3 separate regions of the Homo sapiens genome follow, and all the other regions are linked to region 1. Evidence: chromatin contacts called from ENCODE Hi-C or POLR2A ChIA-PET data. All regions are on one chromosome and are shown on one strand. Each heading gives the region's core, a stretch centred on a gene start or an enhancer-like site at or near the end of the contact. The rest is flanking DNA. Distances are from core to core; before and after follow the strand shown. Region 1 holds the start of KLHDC10 (kelch domain containing 10). Region 2 overlaps LOC105375508 (a long non-coding RNA gene). Region 3 overlaps LINC-PINT (long intergenic non-protein coding RNA, p53 induced transcript).

Evidence for each region. Hi-C counts contacts between places; a loop is a spot of excess contacts on that map. ChIA-PET counts read pairs that join two places held with the same protein, here RNA polymerase II (POLR2A). Pooled maps may share reads with other maps.
Region 2: a map of MCF 10A shows a loop between it and region 1 (11-fold over the local background). The contact joins the enhancer-like site here to the promoter of KLHDC10 in region 1. A Hi-C loop is called at or near these places in 1 of 168 maps with a recorded cell type or tissue (MCF 10A) and 1 of 50 pooled maps. POLR2A ChIA-PET finds 5 or more read pairs at or near these places in 5 of 52 experiments (H1, HCT116, Panc1 and 2 more).
Region 3: a map of naive thymus-derived CD4-positive, alpha-beta T cell shows a loop between it and region 1 (5-fold over the local background). The contact joins the enhancer-like site here to the promoter of KLHDC10 in region 1. A Hi-C loop is called at or near these places in 1 of 168 maps with a recorded cell type or tissue (naive thymus-derived CD4-positive, alpha-beta T cell), 1 of 37 single-sample maps with no recorded cell type and 6 of 50 pooled maps. POLR2A ChIA-PET finds 5 or more read pairs at or near these places in 1 of 52 experiments (activated CD4-positive, alpha-beta T cell).

What each region holds. Positions count from the first base shown.
Region 1 is chr7:130,069,016-130,072,001 of GRCh38, reverse strand. KLHDC10 (kelch domain containing 10) reads right to left here and starts at 1,468. Exons shown (of 10, transcript NM_014997.4): 1 at 1,193-1,468. The coding sequence starts at 1,358. RefSeq lists a silencer at 1,264-1,433 and enhancers at 1,534-1,723, 1,754-1,953.
Region 2 is chr7:130,793,236-130,796,170 of GRCh38, reverse strand. The region is part of intron 3 of LOC105375508 (a long non-coding RNA gene); the gene reads right to left. All of the region lies in intron 2 of LOC105375509 (a long non-coding RNA gene), which reads left to right. Among named protein-coding and RNA genes, the nearest start is that of KLF14, 60 kb to the right of the region's middle. Within about 2 kb of position 1,675, at least 2 of the 41 ENCODE cell types and tissues checked have a DNase peak (open chromatin) inside an H3K27ac peak, as active enhancers do; they include HCT116, where a contact is called at or near this core.
Region 3 is chr7:130,958,724-130,961,668 of GRCh38, reverse strand. The region is part of intron 5 of LINC-PINT (long intergenic non-protein coding RNA, p53 induced transcript); the gene reads left to right. Among named protein-coding and RNA genes, the nearest start is that of LINC00513, 47 kb to the right of the region's middle. RefSeq lists enhancers at 414-503, 1,057-1,146, 473-1,672. Within about 2 kb of position 1,633, at least 16 of the 41 ENCODE cell types and tissues checked have a DNase peak (open chromatin) inside an H3K27ac peak, as active enhancers do.

The DNA.
Region 1 (2,986 bases), core at 219-2,718:
TCGATTTAATGCATATAAATGGGGTAATGTACATTTCTAGCACACATCAACAACCTCATCACGAACATAAGCAATTGTCTCATTAAATGTGCTAAATTCCCTTTGTCATCTTCAATTTAATCAAATAATAATTTTTGACTAGAAGTATAAGGTACAGTCTTAAGCACAATTCATAAAAACCAATTCATCATGTTCTCAAAACTCATCAGCTAAACAAATATATCACTAATATAATCAATATTATTCACAAAAAACACGATGAATAATTAACACATCATTCCTGATAGTTCTTTTCATAGTAAAAATAAGCTTGCCCAGTGGGATATTTGACGTTCTCTGCATTATTTAATTCCCTACCTTCCTTCTACTAGATTGAATATTCAATTACAAACATACCTCTTTAAAATTGTCTACACATACATATCCACTTGATTTTATTTTGTTTTCAAAAGCATCTGAACTCAAGGCTAGGGCACTGTAGACCAAAATGTCAAATAATTGTATTGGGTACATTTTTCCAATTCTCAGTTGTTTTTATATTGTAAACACAGCATAATTGTGTCACTAAGTATATTTTTGATCTTCACTTTCTCCCCTTAAAACCTAGACACCATTATCCTGTCTCTGAACATTCCAAAATATTAATAATCCAACTAGTTTTCCCTAATCCTCTAGGTTCTCTTTCCCATACACTCCCCAGCCAACACTCCCCCACCCCTTTCTTCCGTTTCAGAATGCCTCTTACACACACGCCCCGTGTAGTTTTTACAAAATCACTCCTTGGAATGCGTTTCCTTCTTCTCTCCTTAACTTGGCACCCTTTTTGAAATAATTTCCCACAGCTAGGCGCCAATGTCTTTCATTTACAAGATCAAACTGCGGAAGGGGAAGAGATTGGGAATCGAGTAACCGAAACATTTGGAAATGTCAATGAGACAGTGGCCTCTCCTTTGAAAAGAAAACACAACTCTCAGCACAGAGCTTTCAACAGAGCACAGATACTTTTCTTCGCTGTGCTCCTGTTCCCTCCCTGACCTCAAAGACACCTTCCCTTTTCTCTGATCCCCAGTCCCTCTGCTATGCGTGGGGCCTGCCTTTCCTCCTCCCAAGGAAAAGCAAGCCAGGGAGAAAAAGAAAAGGTAGCAGTCACCTTCCCGCCCGCAAGCGGTCAGGACCCTGTCCCACGACTCACCTGGCAGGTGCGGCCGCCCGGAGAGTTGCACGAAGCGGTTGAGCTGGCCAGTCCCCCGACCCCCGCTGCCCCCACTGCCCCCGCCGGCCCCGCTACCTCCGCCACCAGCGCCGGCGGCGCCTCCTCCCCTCCGGCGGTTCCTGTCCCAGCCCTGGGCGGCCGACATGACCCGCTAACGATTGCCGCAGCCCGGTCCCGTCAGCGCCTGACCCAGCGGAACCAGCGGAGCCTCCTTCCTGGGCTCCTCCAGAGACCCAGGAGACAGGGGAAGGGGGCAGCGCCCGGTCCCACCAGAGACCAATGACTTACCGCCTTGGTGAAAGGCAGCCAATGGTCAGTCGTTTTCTTGGTAGGTGGCGGGAGGCGGAGAGAAACGTGGTAACCATAGCTATGGCTAAAAAAAAAAAAGTAGGGGGAGAGAAAGGCAGAAGCAGCCACTCCTAGCTCTCATCGTCCGCTCTGGGCTGGCCGGCGTCACCCCGACTCCTGCGGGGCCAGGCGGGCCAATCGAAGACCGAGTGTCAGAGGCCGCGCCTGCGGAAAGACTCCCGGGGACGGCCAGTGCCTCAGTCTTGGTTAGGATTCAGGAACTTTTTCCCATAAACATTGCAATCAGACACTGGATATACGCATAATACACATATTTGGGGGCAAGACGGTATTCTGCCAGCTTTTCAGATTGAGATCCCATTCACTGATGGTTGACACACACAAAGGGCTTGCTTGGGGTCCGGGTAGGTGAGGGGACCCAGGGGCGGAGTCAAAGCTAAAATGTAAGAACCAGATATTCCTGGGTTTCATTTGTCTTTCAGTCGGCTTAGCTGCATTTGTCCCTGTATAAGCCACGTCCCAATCAAACAGTTTTAAACCTGGTTAACAAATATGGGAAAATGTTCACTCTCACCTGTAATCTTAGAAATACAAAATAAAACCCCAATGAGAAACCATTTCTGGTTTATTACATCAGTAAAGACTTTTCAAATAACACCTGGCAGTGTGTGGAATGCCAAGAAAAAGGTATTCTCATAGATGGCTGATGGCTCTGTAAATATTTTTGTTCGCTCAAACTCCTTTTGGCTAGTAGAAAATTTTAATCAGCTTGGAAGATATATAATCAAGAGGAAATGTAAAATTAAATAAAAGGCAGCAACGGGTATGGAAGATCAAGATCAAAGAAAATTTTTAATGTGCCGATCAGGAGTTTCTATTGTTCCAAAATTAAACAGAAATTTTGGCTTGAAACTTACTGGGCGCAATGCAGACTGGGAAAACATACTATACACTGATGTTTCTGAATGATAAGGAAAAAGCATATCAAATTCCTCAAGGGAAACAAAACTTTTCAAGGTCCTTAGATGTGACAGATTTTTTTTTCTTTTGCATTAGAAGAACCTTACATGGTTGCAGAGAAAAAAAAGAAACTCTGCTGGAGCTGAGGACAAATACCCTTTGTACCTGGTGTGCAAATTTCTGGTCGCCACTGGCACTGCCTCCTTGTTTTCCTACTTCCAGTCCCTGTAGGCAGAAATGTTTTAGTCACTAGCACCATAGCACGCTGCTTATGAAAATGTTTGAGACTTGAAAAAAAAAAAAGCCTATGGTTCTAAAATATAAAAACCAAAATTAATATATGTTAACTGTTTTTTTTTTTTTTTGAGACGGAGTCTTACTCTGTCGCCGAGACTGGAGTGCAGAGGCATGATCTCGGTTCACTGCAACCTCTGCCTCCCAGGTTCAAACAATTCTCCTGCCTCAGCCTCCCAAGTAGCTGGGATTACAGGCATGTGCCACCAC
Region 2 (2,935 bases), core at 426-2,925, 720 kb before region 1:
GACTAAGATCCAAAATACAGCTTGCACAGAGCAAACATCCAAACACATTCATCATAATTTTCATTATTATTACTAATGTGGAAGTCCACATGTCCTCTTTCATCCAAATTTTATCTCACTTTGAGAACACAGGACCTTTCTGAGTTCAAAATAGAACTTAATTTCTCATCTCTTTTTTTTTCCTACCTAGAATGTTTGGGTTTTTGGTTTTGTTATTTTGTTGTTTTAACTTTTATAAAGAGAGATAATATAAAGAGGCAACAAATTTATTAAGAGTAAATTCATATTACTGTTTGGTGAAGGTCTAGCACAAATAGTAAAAGTTGTTTTGGACACTCTCCATTCTGCTATTCTAGGGAGTGTTCCAACCATACTGAAGAAATGGCCATCTGAGGGGATGGGGAGAAGAATAATGGATTTAAGGTGGGAGAGAAATATGACCACAAAAAGGATTATATAAAAATGAGGCAAAATTGATCACCCTGGCACTGGGCTTGTTCCCCCTCTATGGGGTTTCCTCTTTTTCTTAGATCAAAAGAATTTGAAAGATTTTTGTAATCAGAGAGAACTTTGAAAGCAGAATATGCAGTTACCAGGGGAGGGCGAGATGTTTCTATCTGAGGAACACACTTCATTATTAGCACTTTATCTAATATCCATGTTAGTATCCTGCACGGTCCAATGCGTTATGCTGTAAACATTTTAAATTTATCTACATATGTATTTACTTAGCAGTAAATAAAAAATAAATGGATATTAAAAAATGAGAGTTTCCCAGACATTTAAAACATGGATAGTAGCTTAAATTTTTTACATGTCCAATATGTCAGATTCTTGTAACTGTTTTAAAGCCCTTTAGGAATAAGTCTGAACAACACAATCGTTACAAAACAGATGCATACACCTACATCGTAACTGGTTATACAAGTGTTAATACCACGACTTAGAATTTTCTTTATCTTTTTACTCCAACAGGGAGATTTGCATCATGAAAGCCTGGAGAGTTTCTCAACTAAACTCTCAGCCTCCCAAATCTAAAACCATGGCATTCATCCACTTTCATTTGCCAAATTAGGATTCTTAATGATTTTAGACCTTTTTCTGTTTTAAAGCTGAAACCAGGATTATGAGCTCCTCTACATTTTTATTGTAAATAATGCATTCTGTTACAGAGAAATTGAAGGCTCATGCTTCCTAAGCCTTTAAGCTACAAACACATTTGTCTGAATCTAATAATCCAGGTAAGGGGAATTGAAATTTACAATTACCCATGATAAAGAAATACCAATTAGCCAAGTGTAAACTGCTAGCACTGAGGCAGGAAAATAGGGTCTGGAGGCAGGGAATGTAAGGCGGATTCACACTTCAGCTATGACAGGAAATATCCTCTCCATAGGGAGTACACCAAATAAATAACTTTGTAACTTTACTTCATCCTCTATTTACATACTACATACCTAATGTAACCAACAGAATCCTCCAGAGGGTATTTAAACTCCCCAAACTTCTGTACCAGGGCCCTTGAGCCCCTAGGCTCGGGCCCGCTCCCACACTGTGGAGTGTACTTTCATTTTCAATAAATCTCTTCATTCCTTCCTTGCTTTGTTTGTGCGTTTTGTCCAATTCTTTGTTCAAGACGCCAAGAGCCTGGACGCCCTCCACCGGTAACAGTATAATTGTGCTGGTGTCTCTCACAAAGGGCTTTTATTCACCCTCTGTTTTCTTTCATCTTTCTTCCCCCTAAACCAAGCTCTACTAAAAATATAATCGCTGATCTTAAAGGAGATTAGAATACAGAGATGTAGGATGGGCTACAGAACAACTCATGTCACCATTAAGACAGGGTTGCAACGTCACTATGTTATAGCTCCTGTCACCCTGGGTAGAACTGTCCCTCAATGGAACTTTGGATTTACACATATCTTATCTTTAGCCCATAAAGGTCATCTTACCTGAACTCCTAACGAATCAACCTATTTGGAGCAGAAGGAAGGAACTATTGTCCAGGATACAAATAGGCCATGTGTGCTTTTCAGAAACTAACAGAACAACCAGAAACTACCAAAAAGAGCAGGATGGCAGGGTCTGGATGGATGCTGCTGCAGGGCAGGTCCCTCCACCAGATGGACCCAAAGAGAGCCTTTAAATATTGACCATTAGTGTGAGATAAACCACTCCTCTCCCATACGGAAAACTGCAGCAGAACACAGGCTATGCTCAGATGTGCAGATGTATCATCTAAGGTTATTTACAAGAGCTAAAGAAGGTCCTCCTTTGGTGAGAGGATTCCAGAGTTATTCAATACGTCATCATCAGTAGTGAAAGAACAGTGTACTTTAAGGGTGAACAACTCATACAGATGTTCTCAGGTATCAATGCAGATAGATGTTAAGAGCTTTTACTTTTAGAAAAAGACTGCTGGAAAGGAAATTTTCAGGACAAAATGGAAAACCAGGCAAGGATCACCAGCTTGGAAGCAAATACACAACATGGAAGAAAAAGACCAGAATTAACAGAAAAAATGTCTCCAGAGGAAACAAATAATTAAGTGAACAGTTTAGAACTGGAAAAGAACATGCAGCATCTTCAGGGAGATTTAGGGAATATTTAATCCACAAAACAAAAACGGGATCCCATAAAAAAGAAACATCACAGAACAACAAAGAGAACAACAACAATCAACAAAAATGGGATTGTCCACATGGAAAAAAAAAATTAGTATAAGACCTGAAAAATGCAGTCAAGAAATTCTAAACAGGCAGGTGTGGTGGCTCACACCTGTGATCCCAGCACTTTGGGAGGCCGAGGCGGGCAGATCACCTGAAGTCAGGAATTCAAGATCACCCTGGCCATCATGGTGAAACCCCATCTCTACAAAAAATACAAAAATTAGCCAGGTGTGGTGGGGTGCACCTGTAATCCCAGCTACTCGGAA
Region 3 (2,945 bases), core at 384-2,883, 890 kb before region 1:
TTACGGCTTAGAATTCTTGGCTTAAAAAATGAGCCAAACCATCCCCATACCTATGTATGACTCTCGGGCAGTCATGTAACACGAACAAGCTTTGGCAGTGGTGTGAGACTTATTTGTAAATTGCCAGTGTCAACATAATTCTTTTCTCATTGGCATTGCCTAGTTAAGGAGTCAAGTCTCACTGTGGTTTGTTCTCTCTGTGGTTTCCGTAGGGTTGGGGAGAAGGCTACAGAAAAACGAACCCTTTCTAGTTTTGACTGTCTAGGGAGTAAAAAAAAAAAAGCCTGTCATCTTTCTGAATTAGGATATAAGACGCCTGCCCTGAAGGTGGCAAATCAGACTTCCACACGCATTGCCTTCATTTAGCCAATAGCCCGCTCTGAATGTGTATATTACGATGTGCAGTTTCATTCATCAAGGGGATTTCGGGCTCCAGCAGCACGCAGCCTCCAGTCTTGAGTGACTCCTGGGCTTTGGCTCAGCAGTAACTCCTCCATAAAAACAAGTGTGTGCATCTGGCTGTTAGAAGAATTCATGCTCATCCGGGTAAGGATAAACTGGAGAAATTATTCCTTTTTTTCCCTTTGGGTGGTTTTGAGGTTTTAGAAAAATTGATCCTCTCTTTGAGAAGAGTTCAGAACTATTTGTCTGAAGTTTTTCCATCCAAACTGCTTTATCGTATTATCCACTGTCTTACCCTTTTCCTGTGAAATCTACCCTCTTCAAAACATAGTTTCATTTTCAAATTTTAAAAGATAAGATTCCATTTTTCTTTCCGTGCATGAAACTTTAAAAATTAAATCACCACAGTTGCTACTGGCTTAGAAGTGGGGTCTTATATTTTTAGGAAGTATACTTTAAAAGTTAGGCAGAGGGGAAATCTATGTTTGCATTTGATTTATGAAACAGTGACTGTTACATTAAAGGGCGGATTTTCAGACATACTACTTGATCTGCTCTGACAAGCTATGAGCTCTCTCTCTCTGCCACTTTTCTCCCGAACTGTGTTCTAATGGTGGAATCAGCTCATCTTTTTTCCTTAGGCATGTGGTTTAGTCTGTGTACATTCAGCGCGGTGGCATTTTTCTTGAAGAAGTGACTAAGGCTTCTTGGATGAATTCTGTCTTTGAAAGAGGTAGTAGAATTGCATCAGAAAGGCATTTACAGTAAATGGCTACCCCCCCTTCCTGTAATGACCGCATGTGAAAGAATGCATTAATTCTTGTTTTGAGGAAATGAGAGTTGTAGAGTTCTATGAAAAACTCCCTTTTTTATCATTAGTTAGCCAGGTTTGAATGTTCACATTTTAAAAATCAGGCTCATTTTGTGCTATCTAAATAAAAGTCACAAAGATACAGCTTTCCACTCCATGTTCTATGTGGAGTAACCAATCATCCTGAACTCAAAAAGAGGAAATTATGTTGAATATGGCTACAGTTAATGGCATAAGCCTAAACTAAATTAATTTCTTCATAGTCTTTTTTTATATTAAGTTACTGTGCTTCCTAGCTATGTTGCTGATTTGTCCATCAGGATTTGATTCTCAGTGCGACGGACGATGAAGACTAAAAGGAAACTCCCATAGATGATCTGGTCAGGAGTTCTCATGGAAGCAGTACCGCCCCCTAGGTGACAGAGTGGAAATTTATGAGGGTATTCTGGTGGTACAATGAAGGATTTTTCTGGTTTTTTTTTGAGATGGAGTCTCACTCTGTTGCCCAGACTGGAATGCAGTGGTGTGATCTCAACTGACTGCAACCTCCGTATCCTGGGTTCAAGCAACTCTCCTGCTGCAGCCACGTGAGTAGCTGGGATTACAGGCCCAAGCCACCACACCCAGCTAATTTTTGTATTTTTGGTAGAGACGGGGCTTCCCCATGTTGGTCAGGCTGGTCTCAAACTCCTGACCTCAGGTGATCCGCCGGCCTCGGCCTCCCAAAGTGCTGGGATTACAGGCATGAGCCACCTCGCCCAGCCTAATGAAGGATATTTCATGAGTGAGAGCGAGAGAACTTAATGTCCCACAGTAGAAAAGAGATAAAGAATTGCCCTGTAGTACACATGACTTTCAGTTATCCTGTTGGACATTCGTGTAGGGAAAGATCAGTTTATAATTTTCTGAACCTAGACTTTATTTTTTCATAAAAATGCAAAATAATTTTTGCATACTTTTAATATACACAGAATAGATTCATTTTCATTCTCTGGTCCACCTATACTACTTCTTTCATTTTCCTGCACTTTTAATATGGAAAGCTTCTAATCTGACTTCTCTTAAATACAAGCTTCTTCTTTATAAGTAAGTTACAAGCATCTATTTGATTACATAGTTAATTGTACCTGAAAATTATTTATATAATGAAATGTGAAGTATTTTTTATTATAAATTGCTTCTTTTAGATTATCTTTTATGTACATTTAGGATATTCATGTTTTAAAGCTGCATGTACAGTAGTTAATATTATCAACAAATTTGATTTTAGAGTAGTAAATGGGACATGACAGAATTTTTTTGTCATATAAAGAGAGCTATGAGAATAATGGATAGGGTTTTGAACCAATGAACCAATCCGTGCCTCAGCGTTTAAGGAAGGAGGGTATGCAAATTACCCAGATAGGAGGGATGCTTATCTTCTTCATGAAGTTCCCCAGGGAAGATTTCACGTGTACCTCATTAATTTGTATTAGTATTTTGAAATCTTCATAGTAAGCTAGTTCTTCTGTATTAATATTTTCTAGGAGTCTTCATATGTCACTCTAAAAACATGACCGGGCCAGGTGCAGTGGCTCATGCCTGTAATCCGAGAACTTTGGGAGGCCGAGGCAGGTGGATCACTGAGGTCAGGAGTTCAAGACCAGCCTGGCCAACATGGTGAAACCCCGTTTCTACTAAAAATACAAAAATTAGCTGGGCATGGTGGCAGGTACCTGTAATCCCAGCTGCT